Linked DNA regions of Mus musculus: region 1 is linked to region 2. Evidence: chromatin loops called from intact Hi-C (ENCODE). Cell type or tissue: left cerebral cortex. All regions are shown on one strand. Each heading gives the region's core, and the rest is flanking DNA. Links, peaks and the distances in the headings are about the cores only. Region 1 holds the start of Tmem39b (transmembrane protein 39b). Region 2 holds the start of Txlna (taxilin alpha).

The links. Peaks named below come from ENCODE experiments on the same cell type or tissue, not always from the same donor. Only the 100,000 strongest peaks of a DNase experiment are listed, where the experiment ranks them.
Region 1: a loop joins it to region 2, with 4 times the contacts of the local background. A loop is called at or near these places in 1 of 42 quality-filtered maps.

Annotation. Positions count from the first base shown.
Region 1 is chr4:129,688,217-129,697,318 of GRCm38, reverse strand. Tmem39b (transmembrane protein 39b) reads left to right here and starts at 474. Exons shown (of 9, transcript NM_199305.2): 1 at 474-604; 2 at 3,307-3,433; 3 at 4,034-4,253; 4 at 4,803-4,886; 5 at 5,197-5,351. The coding sequence starts at 601. In left cerebral cortex, for the core only: no CTCF peak of the experiment used is centred there; no DNase peak of the experiment used is centred there.
Region 2 is chr4:129,634,471-129,643,572 of GRCm38, reverse strand. Txlna (taxilin alpha) reads left to right here and starts at 2,508. Exons shown (of 11, transcript NM_001199695.1): 1 at 2,508-2,602; 2 at 3,146-3,317; 3 at 4,006-4,344; 4 at 6,386-6,477; 5 at 9,028-9,102. The coding sequence starts at 3,152. In left cerebral cortex, for the core only: no CTCF peak of the experiment used is centred there; DNase peaks (open chromatin) are centred at 1,653, 2,465, 2,816 and 3,317; H3K4me3 peaks cover 2,633 bases; H3K27ac peaks cover 2,095 bases.

The DNA of each region.
Region 1 (9,102 bases), core at 1,880-6,879, 53 kb before region 2:
GGCACAGGTTCTTAGCTAAGGTGGTGGCAGTGAAATCAACAGTGGAGAACATGAGAATCAAACATGAGAAATGGATAGAGTTTAGGGTCATCAAGATGAGGCCAAAAATTGGATATAGAGTTTTGGAGGAAAGGGGAAGTGACTCGTAGATTTTGACTGGGGTGGGCCAAAGCACACTAAAGCCTAAGAGTTCTGAAAGCCCAGTTTGGGACTCGCTGAGTATGAGGTGACTGTGTTGTACAAAAACAGGACTTCACTAGAGGCAAAAGGCCGCTCTGGTGTCCTCCTCTAAGTCAGAACAGGGTGAAGAAACACGGGAGGTGGGTTCGCCCGCTCCAGAATCTCTTGAGCAGCAGCTGCGGGAAAGGCGTGGGGAAAGGCAAGACAAAGAGCGTTAGCACAGCTTTTGTCCAAACGGCCCCTTTAAGAAGCGCGCTCCCGACTCCCAGCCCGCCTAGCATGCAAATTGAGCAGCCGGAGGGAGCGTGCGGCTGATACCCGGCCCGGGCTGCGGCGGTTAGTCCTCTCTCGGCCGCCGTCGCCTCCGACATATTGCCCGCAGGAGCTGCGGCGGTGAGCGGAGAGCGCCGGGGGAAGGAGATGGGTGAGCAGAGCTGGCTGGGCTCGTTCGGGGGTCGCGGGATAGCGGGGAGCCTGGCTGCGAACTGCCTCCCCACGCGGACCGGAGTCGCGGGCAGGGGGAGGGGGAGGGGAAGGGACGCGGCGCAGGCGGGACCCCGCCCCTCCGGTCCTGAGGGGGCGGGTCACCGCTTGGTAGGCGGAGCTTCCAAAAGGGAGAGGGGCTCGGAGGGGCTCAGGCTTTCTTTGGGGCACACAATTCTCCTGTCTGCAGATGGGGGCCGGGCACTCTGGTGGGAGGGGCTGAGAGCTTAGGGTTCGCCTTTTGTGATTGCCGGTGGGGGAGAGAATTTTCTGGACTATAGGGGTTTACACTGAGAGCGGTGGGGCCGCAGGGACACCTAGCCCACCAAGGGAGTCCATTCCGATTCAAGCTTCCAGTCCTAGAGAGCATTGCCCGGCTTGTGGGCGGGGTCTTGGGGTTGACAGTTGTGTGTGGGCGGGGTTTCTGGGCTAGGGGCTTTATGTGGGTGCCGAGCTTCTAAAAGATAGTGGGTGTGGGCAGAGTTCCTGGGCTGAGGGTGTGTGTTGGGGGGGGGGGTTCTAAACCAAACCAAATATAACAGCGTGTGAACAAAGCTTCCGGTTTGGGGCTTGAAGTCAGCTTTCTGGACATGCATATTGTGAAGAGCTGTCAGAAAACCTTCAGAGATAGGAAAGCTTGGGCACCGTGTGTATGAATGGAGGCTACTGTGTTGCTGTGAGGAAGTTGAGGAAGTTATAACTTCGATTAAGGGTTTGGGAGCTAAGTGCAGGATGCTGCCTAGGATCTTAGGCTAGACTACTAAGCTTAGGGAATATAGTTTTGTAAAATCTTAAGTTTGAGATTCCCAACCACAGCGCTCTTTCTAAGGCCATTCTGACGTTAAGGCCAGGCCGTGGGTCATTGAGTTAGATCTCAGGGCCCTGGAGGGAAAACTTGTCTCAAACCTGACCAGATTGTAGCGTCTGGAGACTCAGATCCAGATAAAATCCAGCAAATACCAGCGCTGAGCAGCTCAGGACTCAGGCTCTGAAAATCTTACCAAACTGGTCCAGTGAACCGGATTAAGGGAACTGGCAGTAAAAATAACAGTCTGGTAGCACATGCCTGTCATCCTGTCATCCTAGCATTTGGGAGACTGAGGCAGGTGGGTTGTGAGTTTGAGGCTATTCTGTGCTACTTAGTCGCTTAAAATGTGAATTCACGCCTGGCGTGGTGGCGCACTTCTTTAATCCCAGCACTCAGGAGGCAGAGGCAGGCAGATTTCTGAGTTCGAGGCCAGCCTGGTCTACAGAGTGAGTTCCAGGACAGCCAGGGTTACACAGAGAATCCCTATCTTAAAACAAAACAAAACAAAACAAAACAAAACAAAAGATAATCTCAGAGAGTGAATTGTGGGAAAAAAAGGTAGAAGCCTGGCAGGTGCAATAACCCACCTGTAATCAGTCCCAGTACCGGGGAGGCAAAGCTGGAACCCTGAGGCCAATCAGTTAGTGAAATAGTGAGCTCTGAATTCAGAAAGAACCTTGGTAAGCAAAGAGCACAAAGGAAAAGACATTGACTGGGCAGTGGTGGCTCACATCTTTAGCCTCAGCACTTGGCATCCAGAGGCAAGCAGATCTCTGAGTTCAAGGCCAGCCAAGACTACAGAGTGAGTTCCAGGAGAGCCAGGGCTACACAGAGAAACCCTGTCTCAAAAAAACCAAAAAATGAAAAAGAAGGGTTGGGAGGCTGGAGAGATGGCTCAGTGGTTAAGAGCACTGACTGCTCTTCCAGAGGTCCTGAGTTCAGTTCCCAGCAACCACATGGTGGCTCATGACCATCTGTAGTGGGATCTCATGTTCTTTTGTGGTATGTCTGAAGACAGGGACAGTGTTCTCTTTTTTTTTTTTTTTTTAAAGATTTATTTATTTATTACATGTAAGTACACTGTAGCTGTCTTCAGACACACCAGAAGAGGGCATCAGATCTCGTTACAGATGGTTGTGAGCCACCATGTGGTTGCTGGGATTTGAACTCTGGACCTTCGGAAGAGCAGTCGGGTGCTCTTACCCACTGAGCCATCTCACCAGCCCCGACAGTCTTCTCTTATACATAAAAGAAATAAAACTAAAAAGAAAATAAAAAGTGTTGGGAAGATAGCTTAGTTCTGAATGTGCTTGCCACACAAGCGTGAGAACCTGAGTTTGGTCCCCAGACCCTATGTAAAAGGTAGGTGTGATGGCCTGAGCTTGTAATCCCAGTGCTGTGAGGCCTGAGACCCGAGGATTGCTGGGGCTCACCAGCCAGCCAGCCTGACCTACCTGCCAAGTCCCAGGCCAATGAGAGGTATTGTTTGGAAGTGACAGGAGCAAGGACAAGGTAGAACTATGCACACCTGAGTCCAACTCCACATGCACCATGGACAAGTCACACAAGAGGTGACGAGTGTGCTTACTGGAGAGGGAGGGCCATGGCTACCTGGAGCTCTGAGTAGGGTGGGAATAGCTCCTGGGAGGTTTGAATGAGAAAATGAAATGCATGAGCCCAAGGCAGGCCTTATCAACATAGCAAGTTCCAGGACAGCCAGGCTTCCATAAAGAGACCCTGTCTCAAAAAACAAACTGAAGAAGGAAGGAAGGAAGACACGGAAATACCAGTTAACTAAGATAGCACTACTGTCATCCTTGGTATATGGCCTACAGGAGGACGAAGAGGTCCCAACAGGACATCTTACTATCGAAACCCGCTCTGTGAGCCAGGATCATCAGGGGCCTCTGGTGGAGGCCACTCTTCTAGTGCATCCGTGAGCAGCGTCCGTTCTCGAAGCAGGTAAGCCACCTCTATGTCTCACCCCTTCCTGTCAGAGTGTGGACCAAGCTGTCCCTTTCTGGATTTTAGGACAGACTATCTTACATGCCTGGTGGGGCTGGAGGGGACCAGAGTGAGCCCTGAGGTTGGTCACTGAGAGATGCCATGAGGTTCTATAGAAGCAACCATGCTCTTGTTCCCGTTGAGGTTCTACTGCAGACTTACTGATGGTGCACAGGTTACCATCTGCCTCTGGCCCTCCTTTTCCATATTTGTAAAGCAAGCCTCGTAATTCCCTTCTGGGATGTATGGGAAGAAGACCTCGTCGTTTTGAGGGGTTATTTTTGTTTGTTTGTTTGTTTTGTCTTTTTTGAGGCAGGGTTCCTCTGTGTAGCCCTGGCTGTCCTGGAACTCACTCTGTAGCCCAGGCTGGCCTTGAACTCAGAAATCCGCCTGCCTCTGCCTCCCAAGTGCTGGGATAAAAGGCGTGCGCCACCACGTCCGGCTCCTTTTGAGGTTTTTATCACATCCTTTTCTGGTGTACCACTATTGTATGTTCCAGAAGCTTCTCCTGGTCGGGTTCCCTGGTTAGCTCCTGCAGTCACTATTTCCCGCTTGCAGGACCACTTCTGGGACGGGCCTCTCCAGCCCTCCGCTGGCCGCGCAGACCGTTGTGCCTCTACAGCACTGCAAGATCCCCGAGCTGCCCGTCCAGGCCAGCATTCTGTTCGAGCTCCAGCTCTTCTTCTGTCAGCTCATAGCCCTGTTCGTGCACTACATCAACATCTATAAGACAGTCTGGTGGTATCCACCCTCGCACCCACCCTCCCACACTTCCCTGGTAGGTGCTCCACTAGCGGCCGCTGTGTGTGTGTGTGTGTGTGTGTGTGCATGCGTGCTTATCAAGCACCACTGTATACCCACTATATACCCACTGTATACCCACAATACCCCGCTCCATAATGGGCATAATGGATGTAGAGGGAACAGGAGACTGGGAACTCTTAACGACGCTGGGCACTGTAGAGGCAGCAGAGTTGATCCTGACAGGATCGATCCTAAGTCTTGTCTGAGAGATGAGTCATGGAAATGTATGAATGTTTCAGGGTGGACAGAGGAAGAAGAGGTTCAGGGACAGGGACATGGTGTCGGAGCAAGAGCGCTCACACACCACTCTCTTATCCCCAGGGACTGTCCCACTTCCCTTCTCTGGGTCCTGTTCTACTCCTCTAGGTAATTTCCTGGCCTGAGTCAGCTGGAGGCCAATGAAGGTCAGAGAATGGGGACAGTCTCTGTGGAAAGGACTGGGCAGGGGGAGATAGTGGGTACAAGAGAAGCCTATGTATGAAGAAGGGGCCCGTGTGACCCCCAGGCCTCTGCCCCCTGACAGAACTTCCACCTGATCGACTTCAACTTGCTGATGGTGACCGCCATTGTTCTGGGCCGCCGATTCATCGGGTCCATCGTGAAGGAGGTGATTGGGTCTAGAGGCTGGCAGGGGCTTTGGAGTCCCCCCCCAACCCCCCGGATGCCAAGGAGACACACCTAGCCCTTAGCCGTACGGCATTTTCTTTGAGCTCCTAGTGGACATGACAAACATTTCTGGTATCCCACTAGCTCTCCTGATCCACTAGGCATCAGAAAGGCCGACCTTGCCAGAGTCTTCCCAGGCTGTTGTGCGCCTTCCCCTGGGTGGGATTATGGACCATGTTTGGTGGGATAAGGGCATAGCTCCTGTGGCCTCCATCCAAGGCCCCATCCTGTCGTATCTCACCCCAACCCAGGCTTCTCAGAGGGGGAAGGTCTCCCTCTTCCGCTCCATCCTGCTGTTCCTCACCCGCTTCACCGTTCTCACGGCGACAGGCTGGAGTCTGTGCCGGTCCCTCATCCACCTCTTCAGGACCTACTCCTTCCTGAACCTCCTGTTCCTCTGCTATCCGTGAGTACCCCTCACCCCACCCCTGGCACCTGACACTTGACTCTGCCCTTTTTATGGCTGGCTTCTCTGGCCTGTGTCTGGAAGACTCACAGGCAGGCAGGCAGCAACAGTAACCTCTCATGACGTCTGATGACATCTCCTGAGGTCAGGATAATTAGGCTTTCTTAATAGAAGAAACTGAAGTGGGATAAGCTACTCCATCTCTACCGATGGAGTTGGAATGGGATTCAGATCTGACTCAGTACCCAGGGGGACATTGGCAATTGGGAATGCATGGGCTCGCGTTGTCTCTTTACTTTTCCTTTCTGTTTTTGTTGTTTGTTTGCTTGTTTGACTTTCTGTTCTCTCTGTATTCCTCCCCTTCCTCCTTCTGTCCCTTTTCCCTCAATGCTTATGAAATCTCATGGGGGCTTTTCTTTCTTTTTTGGGGGGTGGGGTTTGGAGACAGGGTTTCTCTGTATAGACCTGGCTGTCCTGGAACTCACTCTGTAGACCAGGCTGGCCTCGAACTCAGAAATCCACCTGCCTCTACCTCCTAAGTCCTGGGATTAAAGGCGTGGGCCACCATGCCCGGCTGGGGGCTTTTCTTTTTGCTTTTTTCTTTTTTTAGTTTTTTGAGACAGGGTTTCTCTGTGTAGCCCTGGCTGTCCTGGAACTCACTCTGTAGACCAGGCTGGCTTCGAACTCAGAAATCCACCTGCCTCTACCTCCTAAGTGCTGGGATTAAAGGCATGCGCCACCACTGGCCAGGTCTTGGGGGCTTTTCAAGTCTTTGTTTACATGTTTCTATGAGTGTATGTGTGTGTGTGTGTGACACACAGCTGTGTGTATACATGTCTGCATACTCACTTGTCTCTGTGTCTGCTTAGCTCAATCGCCTGCCTCACTAGAGACTCAATTGTTCAAGATGGAGAGCCTAGAACTGCCCGTTTCTGGTTCAGAGTCAGGCAGTCTTCTCTCCTGGCTGCCTGGGCATTAACCGTTACTTCCCAACCTTGACCTTTCTGGTTCCCGAACTTCCTCAGGATAGACCAGCTCTGGCTTTGGAAAGCTTCCTAGCGGAGCCGTCCACTTTCCTACCTGCCAGACTAAGAGCGTGCTGGGTCAGGGGCTCTCAGGCCTACTTTATAAATAGAGTTTTCCCGAGTTTAAAAATTACCAGCTGGGGGCTGGAGAGATGGCTCAGCGGTTAAGAGCACCAACTGCTGTTCCAGAGGTCCTGAGTTCAAGTCCCAGCAACCACATGGTGGCTTACAATCATCTGTAATAGAATCCGATGCCCTCTCCTGGTATGTCTGAGGACAGTGACAGTGCACTCATATACATTAAATAAATAAATAAAATTAACAGTTGGGTGGTGGATGTGGCGCATGCCTTTAATCCCAGCATTTGGGAGACAGAGGCAGGTGGATCTCTTGAGTTCAAGGACAGCGTGGTCTACAGAGCAATTTGCAGGATAGCCAAGGCTACACAGAGAAATCCTGTCTCAAAAAAAAAAAAAAAAGCAAAAAAACAAATCAACAACAACAAAATATATAGCATAGTATGAGGCTATTCTCTTATCTGTTGCCATGGAAAATGGTCATTTACAGAAAATATTGGGGGGCTGGGGAGATGGCTCAGCGGTTGAGAGCACTGATTGTTCTCCTAGAGGTCCTGAGTTCAATTCCCAGCAACCACATGGTAGCTCACAACCATCTGTAATGGGATCTGATGCCCTCTTCTGGTGTCTGAAGAGAGCTACAGTGTACTCATATACGTAAAATAAATAAATCTTTGGGGGGGAAAAAAAAAGGAGTTCTAGGTCACCCTCAGCTTCACAGTGAGTTGGAGCCAGCTTGGACTACATATAATCCTGCCTTGAAAAACCAAAACCGCCAGGCAGTCGTGGCGCACGCCTTTAATTCTACCACTTTGGAAGCAGAGGCAGGCGGATTTCTGAGTTCCAGGACAGCCAGGGCTACACAGAGAAGCCCTGTCTCAACCCCCCCCCCCAAAAAAAAAAAAAACAAAACAAAACAATCAAAACCCAAACCAAACCAAATCAATATAGCTTGTGTAGAGGGCTTGGAATACCTCTCAGTTGTAGAGTGCTTGTGTGAAGTGCGCATGTCCTTAGGTTTTATTGCCAGTACCTCAAAACTAAGAAAAACAACAAAACAGGCTTTTATAGAATTAACTGGTTTTATAAGAGGTGTGTCAGTCATAATTAAAGTCTAGAAGAGATAAAGTGGAGGGTTTGCCCAGCATGCAGGAGGTTCTGGGTAGAGGTCCCCAGAACCACATGCACCCTGTAGGATTCAGCACTGAGGTGCCTCCTGAGGCAGGAGAGTCGCCCCAAGCTTAGCCTTGGCTGCATACCAGGTTCAAGTCCAGGCTAGTATGTAGAAAACTTGTCTCTTGAGGTCTGGGGGATGGCTCAGTAGTTAGGAACACTTACTGCTCTTTGCAGAGGACACTCCCATGTGGCAGCTCAGAAGTGTCTTTCTCCAATCCCGAGGGCTCTAATGCCCTCTTCGCCCTCTTCTACCCTCAGGGTTTGACTTCCTTTCCCACCTCCAGGGGCTCTGACACCCTCTTCCTCCCTTCGGGGCTCTTTACGCACATGCATTTATGCAGGTAAAATATTCACACACATAAAGATTTATATATATGTATATAAATCCCACCCACACACCTGCCACAGAATTTCTCTGCATAGCCCTGGCTGTTCTGGGGGTGACTTTGAACTCAGAGATCCGCCTGCCTCTGTCTCCTGAGTGTTGGGATTGAAGGCGTGCGCCACCACTGCCTGGCAGTAACTAGTAACTAGCAAGCAGTGATTTAGGTGCTCACTGTCAGGTTGTGTGCTTCCATAGGCCAAAAAGGTGATGTCCTGTCCTTGGGGGCCCCCATTTAGGGCTTCGGTTCTCATGCTTCATTCAGCTGGACCTCGGGATCTGGGGCACTGGGCTGGAAGAAGTGAGCAGGCAGCAAAGATCTGACTTGTATAGTTTGTACCATCTTTCTTTCTTTCTCTCTCTCTCTCTCCTCCCTCCCTCCCTCCCTCTCTTTCTTTCTTTCTTTCTTTTTTTTTTTTTTTTTTTTGGTTTTTTTGAGACAGGGTTTCTCTGTGTAGCCCTGGCTGTCCTGGAACTCACTCTGTAGACCAGGCTGGCCTTGAACTCAGAAAACCGCCTGCTTATACCTCCCAAGTGATTAAAGGTGTGTGCCACCACCGCCCATTAAGTTTTCTTTTTGATGATTTAGATTTCTTTTCTACTTAAAAAATGATTTATTTATATTAAATATGAGTTCTAGGAATCAAAGTCCGGTTTCCAGGCTTGGTGGCAAGTGCCTTTTCTCACTCAGCAGTTTCTCTGGCTTTTACCCACTTTTTTGATATGTTACCTACTTGTCTGTCATCTCTGAAGGATTATGTCCAGGTGCCAAAATCTAAGATCCTGTCATAGATGATGTAACGATGATAAACAGTTAAGGCACATTTTCCTGTATACCATAATGTGTAGAGTACCTTTAATACCTAATACAGTGTAAATGCTATGTAAAAAGTTGCTACCTTGAATAAAGCTGCAGAGATGTGTGCCAATGGGAAAACTATACATGTGAAATGCAGACACAGCCATCAGTCACTACACATTGTCAAGAATGGAGCGCGTAGGCGGTGTAGGCAGGAAGAGCTTGAGGTTGCGATTGCAGTTAAGGATGAGGACAAACCTGGGTTACAATAAGACCCTGTTTCCAAAATTAT
Region 2 (9,102 bases), core at 1,327-6,326:
TCTACACAATGTGGAAGCCAGTATCAGTGCTGCTGTCAAAAAGTAAGCTTTGGCTCTACGAGACTGAGTTTTGGCCAGCATGGTAAGACATGCCTAGGACCCCAGCACTTGCTGGGGGAGGCAGAGCCACGAATGTCAGGAGCTCAAGATTATTGGCTGCCCAAAAAAACCAAAAACGCCTCCTAGTGAGTTTAAGACCAGCTTTGGCTACATAATATTCCTAAATCAAGGCGGGGGTGGAGGAGGTGGGAGCTGCCAAGCAGTTGGTGGGGTTTTAATCCCAGCACACACTAGGCAGAGGCAGGCAGATCTCTCAGAGTTCAAGGTCTGCCTGGTCTACATAGTTCCCAGACAGTCAGAGCTGTATAGACCCTGCCATAAAGGGGGTGGAGGGAGGAAGGTATGAGTTTGTACCTAGCAGTGGGAATGACAGAGATGCTGGAGTAGGGTGTGTCTGTTTCTCCAGCCAGGGTCGAGGCAGAACTGCTCCAATCTAGGAGTTTAAAGGAGCTGGGCGACCTAACTGCCAACATGCATGTACAGGCATTTGGAGGCCAGAGGCAGTGAGCCTGTTAGAGACAGAACTCTTCTGTACTCTGTTCAGTGCTGGGATTACAGTCTTGCCCTGATGCAACCTGTTTTTTTGTAACCTGGGTGTTCATAAGTATTGCCTAAGACCATCAGAAAACAGACATGTATGATTCAAAACAGTAGCAAAATTATAAAGTAGCAAGAGAAATAATTCTATGGTTGGAGGTCACCCCAACACGAGGAACTGTATTAAAGGGCTGCAGCACTGGGAAGGTTTAGAACCACTGCTCCAGAATCGCTTTCCTCTTTGTATGGAATTTGGTAAAGACCTGATGTAGATGCTACCTCTTCAGAGATTTCCAAGTGTTTACTGAGAAGCAATCAGGGCAGTGGTTTCCAGGTACCTTTAACGCAAACCTTTCTGAGATTCGGTTCCCTCAGTAAACTGGTCAAGTGCCAACGCTTTCTCTTTTCAGCTTTGATCACTCCGGGTAAGTACTCTGTCACTGAGTTTATTGTCTCTCAAAGTTACATGTGAACAGACAGAACTCTACTCTGAGTCTGTTTGGCAGACCTATTACAGAAAAATAGACATCATTTAAGAACCCTAAAACAAAGTCCAATTAGCACAATTTGCAACATGCTCTACCCCACAGCCTGACTCTAGCCTCTTGAGGCTGCAGCATTTAGCCAACAGTAATTTCAACACGTGAGTTTCTAGGACAGCCTGATCTACATAGAGAGTTACACGCCAGCCAGCTCTATAAAGCAAGACCTTATCAAACAAAACAAACTCCACACAACAAAAGAATTGAAATCACAATTGTGGGGTTTTTTTTAATGTTCTGAGCCTACACTGGCACTGCAAATCATAATGAAGAACAAAGACGAGAAAAATCTAACATTTTAAAGCAGTAACACTTGATACTTTGCAGAAAGTGGGGCAGGGGTGGTAGGGTGGGAGTTTACCAACCTGCCTAAAGCCAAACTCCCTGGCTTCAATCCCTTTCTGAGGGAGTAATTGCCAAGCTGGTGGGGTTAGAAGGCGGGGCATAAATTGCCTCAGAGAACAGCTGTGGTGTCGGAGAATGGTTCCAACCGGTTTTGGTAGGCAGCTCTGAGTTAGAAGCCAGCATAGTCAAAGATTACGTTCTAGGACACACTAGGCTACACAAAGAAACCCTGACTCAGGGGGCAAAGAAATATTTTTAAAGGATGGGTGCTGGTGTCAGGCTTCCAGCTTTGAATCTGCTATAACCACACAATATTGATGGAGCCTTAAACTATTTACCCTTTACCTGGTGGCCTTTGCCATTAGTCCAAGCCATGGGGAGGCAAAGACAGACAAAACTCTTGAGTTCAAAGCCAATTTAATCTACATAGGGAGTTCCAGGCCTGCCAAAGCCACATATAACGAGATGTTGTCTCTAACAAACAAATAGTAGTTTGTTTTATTTTAACTAGGCTTTTCTGTACTATCGTATATTTCACAGATCACTGAGTATTTTGTACTTAATCCGAGTAATTATGAGAATCAAGCTACTGGATACGAGGAAAAAACGTTTGAATTATTATAAACCTTCTATTGTAATAGAGGGGAAAAAAATGCCAGGCACATAACAAATTAGTTTACCTTTCTATCCCTCTTCCGAGTTCTCAGAGATCATAGAAAGTCATACATGTTTATAAAGGACTAATGAGTGTATGAAAAAAAAAGAAAAAAAAAAGACCAGAATGCCAAAGTTTAAGGCCAATCATAGCTTCAGTACCAGAAAAGAGGCTGACAAAAATCTCTCGACCAATGACATAATTTCGGACCCTCAGGGTATTTGGCTCCTATGCTTTTCGGTTGCATCTCGGGAGTTGTGCGGCGCCGCGAGGCATGAAGGGGCTCGTAGTTTTTCCCACTCCCGCCTCCAAAGCCGCCTTGACTTCTTTTTTCCCAGCAAGCTCCGCGCCCGCGTTTGCTGTTGATTGGCTGCGGCAGGAGAGGGCGGTCCTGTTGGCAGCAGTTACCTAGGTTTCCGGTGCTCGGCCGGAGAGGAGGACGCCGCCGGACGTCCGTGGTGAAGTATGTCTATGGGCTGTACGTGGGACGAGCTCTTCAGAGGGTCTGTGGCCCAGGACGCGTTGGCCGTAGAGGAACAACTAATTCGGGGGGTCGGGGGGAGGGCGGCCTGCCCCAGTGTTGCGCGTGCGTACTCTAGGTCTAGAGGGCGCGTGGGGTGTGGGTGGCTTCTGTGCGCGCGCGCGCGCGGGGGTCCCACGTGGGACCTGGTGGGGCGGGGAGCCGATCGGGACTGGAGCATCCCGCCACGTCAGTCTGCGGCTCTGAGCCAATCCCGCGCTCCGGCTGCCGAGAGGGAGCCGTGTGGTGCCGAGAAGTGGCATTCGGGAGAAAGGAGGCCTCTTCCTTCCCTCACTCACTCAGGGGCAGCTTCTCGGAAACCTTCCATGGGACCGTGAAATCCCGGGCGAAGACCGACCGGTCTGTTTGAAGCTTCGAGCGTCAGATTTGGGGATTTCTTATCTAGTTGTGAAGAAGAATTTTGAAGTCTAGAAAAAAAAAAGCAACTGGGTCCTTAAAGGATCTGCCCCATTTCTGGCCTTGCAGATCACAATGAAGAACCAAGACAAAAAGAATGGGCCTGCCAAACACTCCAACTCGAAGGGCAGCCCGGGGCAACGGGAAGCAGGACCGGAGGGAGCCCATGGACGACCCAGACAGACAGCTCCTGGGGCGGAAGCCGAAGGTTCCACAAGCCAGGCTCCTGGGAAGACCGAGGGTGTGTGCCAGCTCTGCTTTTCCAGTGGGCAGAGGGAGGAGTTTCTGGTACTGGTCTGTCTTCTGAGGCCAGTGTTTACCCAAGAAGAAGGAACTATAGAATGAACGATGCTCATTCTGTGTGATCCTTTTGTTTCCTGGGGAGGTGGTGAACCTTCCCACTCTTAGCCGTGGGGCGCAACCTTGGGAGCATGCTCTGACTGGTTTAAACGAAGACAGTCAAATGAAGCACCCCGTAAGCAAAGTCATATTCCCAGAGAACACTTGCCAGTGGTGGGTAATTGTCCTTCATGAGGTGCAGCGTCTGCCACATGCCAACTGCTCCTCACACAGGGGTGCTTTACACAGTTGGCTTTTATAACAAGTATGTTTGGGTGTTAGAAATACTTGTTTTATAACTAAACAAACTTAGGGTTTAAAAAAACTTAAATTGAGGCCAGGCCTAGTGTCCCTCACCATTGTCCACAGAACTCAGGAGGCAGAGGCAGACAGATCTCGGAGTTTGTGATCAGCCTGCATACTAAGTTCCAAGACAGCCAGGGCCCTGTAGAGAGAGCCTAACTCAACCGAATAAATAAATAAAACAACATTTAACCCACACCAGTGTGTTTATCTGGGCTTAAAGAAGATCCAAGCGAGTGGTATGACCACTGAACTTTAATCCCGTGTCTTCATCTTTCCTGCTGTAGGGGCTCGAGCTAAAGCAGCTCAGCCTGGGGCCCTCTGTGACGTCTCTGAGGAGCTGAGCCGGCAGTTGGAAGACATCCTGAGTACATACTGTGTGGACAACAATCAGGGAGGCCCGGCTGAGGAGGGAGCACAGGGTGAGCCCACTGAGCCGGAAGACACGGAGAAGTCCCGAACCTATGCAGCCAGGAATGGGGAGCCTGAACCAGGCATTCCAGTCGTCAACGGCGAGAAGGAGACCTCTAAGGGAGAGCCTGGAACAGAGGAGATCCGAGCGAGTGATGAAGTTGGAGACCGAGACCATCGGAGGCCACAGGAGAAGAAGAAAGCCAAGGGTCTAGGTGAGGGGGGAGCTATTGGTGAGGGGAGGGAGTTAACACCTGTCATCTCATGGGCTAACCTGCTCTGTCAGAACTCAAAAGAATCTGCTTTTCAAGACAGTATGTGTGTTATCTCCCCTCCCCCCCGCCCGGGTTTACTCAAAGATGGGGTCCTAGCATTGAGCTGTTAGATCACTCACTTGTGCAAAGCCTCCTGGCCTTGGGAAGTGGAGGCAGAGTGTAGCTAGCATCTCACTGAGGATATGGAGAACAGGAGGCCCGAGTGCTTGCCAGCACCACTTTTAGCTGCTGCTTGACTTTGGACATGTTTATTCTCCACTCCTGGGTCTTAGTTTCCCTGTTTCTATAGCAATAGAATTAGGCTACACCAAGGTTGAGATATCAAATATCAACATGAACCAGGTAAGCCACAGACCTCTTCAGAATCATCAAGAAAGGGCCTTCTTGATCTGAAAAATTGACTCCTACCTGGTTAGTCCCCCACTCTCATCTGACCAGCTGAATAATTGGCAACCAAAATAATAGAAACCAAGCAAAGCCATCCACTGGTGGGGTTTGCCATCTCCATGCCAATCTCGTGGGCCTCCAGGACTGACAATTCAGGAACCTGGTCTGTGCTGACTGAATACAGTGGAACCCAAGGGAGACAATTGTAAAGCTTCCTGGCTGAGGTAGAGGCAATCAGGCGTGATGGCATCCACCTTTAATCACAGCACTTGAGAAGCAGGGGCAAGTAGATCTCTTGAGTGCCGGACCAGCCAGCTGCATAATGAAACCTTATCTCAAATGAATAAAAACAGAGAGCAATGGCAGTCCTTTGACAGGGGTGGTGGGATAATATGAAAATATGAATTTAGAATCTAATGGGAACCTATGTGGTAGTGTATGCCTCTAATGGGCGACTAGGAGGAACAGAGGCAGGAAGACTGAGTTCAAAGGCAACTTGGACTACATAGCAAGACCCTCTCTCTCATCTCTCTCTAGTACTGTAACCACGTCACTGGTCCTCCTTCCTCATTTTGTCATCTGTCTTAAAGACAGATTTCTTGCCCTTTTTTTTTCCCCAAGTCACAGGGTCACATATGAAAGAGATGCATCTTAAGCATAACTGTGGGTGGGATTGGAAAGATGGCGCTGGTTAAGAGCACTGGCTGCTTGCTTTTCCAGAGGTCCTGAGTTCAATTCCCAGCAACCACATGGTGGCTCACAACCATCTGTAATGGGATCTGATGCCCTCTTCTGGTGTGTCTGGAAAAAGTGACAGTGTACTCACATAAAATAAATCTTTTTTATTTTTGGTTTTTCTTTTTTTTTTTTTAAATTTTTTTGATTTATTTATTTATTATATGTAAGTACACTGTAGCTGTCTTCAGACACACCAGAAGAGGGCGTCAGATCTCGTTACAGATGGTTGTGAGCCACCCATGTGGTTGCTGGGATTTGAACTCCGGACCTTTGGAAGAGCAGTCGGGTACTCTTACACACTGAGCCATCTCACCAGCCCCTATTTTTGGTTTTTCAAGACAGGGTATCTCTGTGTAGCCATGGCTTTCCTGGAACTCTCTCTGTAGACTATGCTGGCCTTGAACTCAGAAATCTGCCTGCCTCTGTCTCCCAAGTGCTGGGATTAAAGGCGTGCACCACCATTGCCCGGCTGAATAAATCTTTAAACATAACTGTGTAGCTATGTCTCATGACAGGAGTTTGGCTAATTTCTCAAGGGACATCAGACAGTAGCCCTGGGTTTATCAGTAGGCTTACCTTTCTCCTGTTTGTAATGTCTTCAGACAGGTTCTCCTCTCCCTGGCAGTGCTTACCAAAGAGACTGCTCTGTTCATTTAATGAACATTTGTTAGTAGTAACACTGCAGATACCACTTAGGTTGCAGTGGGAATGTGCATTGAAGCTGCAGGATTGAGCCACAGTTCTTTATGAAGTACCATAGTGTCACAGGAAAACTGCCTTAGCACTCCGAAGTGTAGGCTTGGGCCTAGAGGGAACCCTCGGGAAGGGTGTGTGCTTTACCCCCTGTGCTTTTCAGGGAAGGAGATCACTCTGCTGATGCAGACACTGAACACGCTGAGTACCCCAGAGGAGAAGCTGGCTGCACTGTGCAAGAAGTATGCTGAGCTGGTCAGTCCATGCCCTTTCCTCCTTTCATACCCTCCCTCCCTTTGGAAAGTCATCAGGCTACCTGGGGTAGGAGCTAGGGTGCAGGAACACATATTGGCTTAATTTCTGTTAACTTTTTCTTTTAATTCTCCCACTGCTATCTGTTAAATGAGAAATTAGTTTCCAGTCAGTAAGAAGAGAAACTTTATTAGTAAATTTCCCAATGATTTCAGGTGGTAGAATTCTGGCGTTGGTCCCAGATATTGTGTAGTTATATCTTGATGTGTCTGTACATGCATCTCCCCAGGATGCTCTGCCTCCTGATTGGCCGTCTTTGGGGTGGCTCTTGTTCTTTTACCTCCTTAGCTCTCAGTCCTGAGTGAAGTGAAAGTTAGCTCTAGGAGCTTGATTCAGTTCTTGAGACAAGGTAATGACCTCCATGTTGGATCATGGGAAATACCAAGGCATGGTGGTGTGTCCGTTAGTTAATTCCTGGAGGATCAGGAATTCAAGGCCAGCCCAGACTACAGGGTCTTGTCTTGAAAATGAAACCCCACCACCACCACCACCACCACCACCACCACCAAAGAAAGAATGCCAAGTATGGTCTTGCCACCTTTCTTATTGTAAAAGTGTAGAGTGGATTGAGGGTAGAGAGATAGAGAGGAGTAAAGGAGGGGCTGGTCAGGTGGCTCAGTGTTTAAAAACAGTGACTGCTCTTCCAGAGGACCTGGGATTGATTCTAAGCACCCACATGGTAGCTCACAACCATCTTTAACTATAGTTCCGGGCACTCTGAAGTCCTCTTCTAGACTCTGCAAGTACCAGGCCCACAAGTATAGTGTAGACATAGATGCAGGCAAAACACAAAGAAACATTAAGTAAAATTAAAAGAAATACAGAGCCTAGTAGAGTGGTATACACCTTTGATCCCAGCACTTGGGAGGCATACGCAGGTGGATCTTTTGAGTTGAAGGCCAGCCTGGTCTACAGAGTGAATTGACAGTGAGTTCCAGAAAGAAAAACAAAGTCCATTTTGGAAGGCTTTAACTAGGAGAATACTGATGCTACAAAGGAGGAGGAATTGAGCTCCTGGGGTAACATTCTTAATATAGGAGGGGGCTAAGGCCTAACGCACAAGGAGGGAGGCTCCAGCAGTCTGTACCTGTCTGTAAGTGAAGAAGACAAGTACAGTCAGAGATGGGGGGCGTGTGCTGCTAGTCCCCTGGTTTCCTCTGAGTTTCCAGGGAAACAAGAATGATGACAATATCTGGGGTGGGAAGATATAAAGAGGAGATAAGCAGTTGTCTCGGAAAGGGGTGTATATCATTGGAGAAAGTGGTGGTGGCCTTTCTGGGCAGAAGGGAGCCTTCCAAGGATTGGTATAAGGAAGACTTCTTTTTTTTTTTTTTTTTGGTTTTTCAAGACAGGGTTTCTCTGTGCAGTCCTGGCTGTCCTGGAACTCACTCTGTAGACCAGGCTGGCCTTGAACTCAGAAATCCACCTGCCTCTGCCTCCCAAGTGCTGGGATTAAAGGTGTGCGCCACCACTGCCCGGCTAAGGAAGACTTCTTTAAGCAGGGTTGCTTCGGTACTTGTGCAGCATAAGGGAAAGGGGCTTTACTGGGATTAAAGAATAAGCCAGGGTAGAAGGTGAGTCAGTTAGGAGAAAAGAATGAAGCCCAGTAGTTGCAAGTCTATTAGGATGAGAAATGGAGGAACCATAAATACTGATGGGGATTTAAAGAAGTGGTGACGGTCCTGGCGTGGAGTGATAGGCCAGTGCTACTCAGGACAGCAGCCTCACCCCAGCTGATAGATGGCTAGTCTGATTTGGATCTGCTAAGCTATGAGAACTGCATCAGCCTTTAAAGGCCTAAGATTAAAATGTAAAATATACCGGGCAGTGGTGGCGCACGCCTTTAATCCCAGCACTCGGGAGGCAGAGGCAGGCAGATTTCTGAGTTCCAGGGCAGCCAGGGCTACACAGAGAAACCCTGTCTTGAAAAAACTTTTAAAAAAAAGTAGTAGTTGTAGCCAGGCAGTGGTGACACACCTTTAATCCCAGCTCTCAGGAGGAGAGGCACAACAGTGGATTTCTGTGAGTTCGAGGATATCGAGGGCTACACAAAAAAACCTCATCTTCAACACCTCCCCCCCACCCCCCAAATAAAAGAGTAGCAGTTGTTGGAAAAAGCAGTGTCTTGAGAAAGGAGTGTGGTGCAGACAGGCTCTGAATTGGTAGCATGTAGATTAGTTGTCTGATAGGATGTGGGTATCCCAACAGAGTGGACCATGGGCTCATCCAGTGGAGTCAACTGGGATAGAGGCTGGGATCTGATGGCGGACTTCATTGGTCTTGGTCATTATTCATTATTATTTCCCCAAGAAACCCTTGGTTAGCCTGCACAGTTTCTGGGAGGAGCATGAGAAGTTCCCGTGCTTTTGGTGTGTGAGCAGGCTCTTGTTGGAGCTGTTGTGCCTGGAGTGGAAGGGGTGAATAGTGGTTAGCTTAGGAATCTCTAGAGCTGTGTAACGGTGCCCTGCAGACACTTATGCCTCCTGTTCTCAGCTGGAAGAGCATCGGAACTCGCAGAAGCAGATGAAGCTCCTGCAGAAGAAGCAGAGCCAGCTCGTGCAGGAGAAG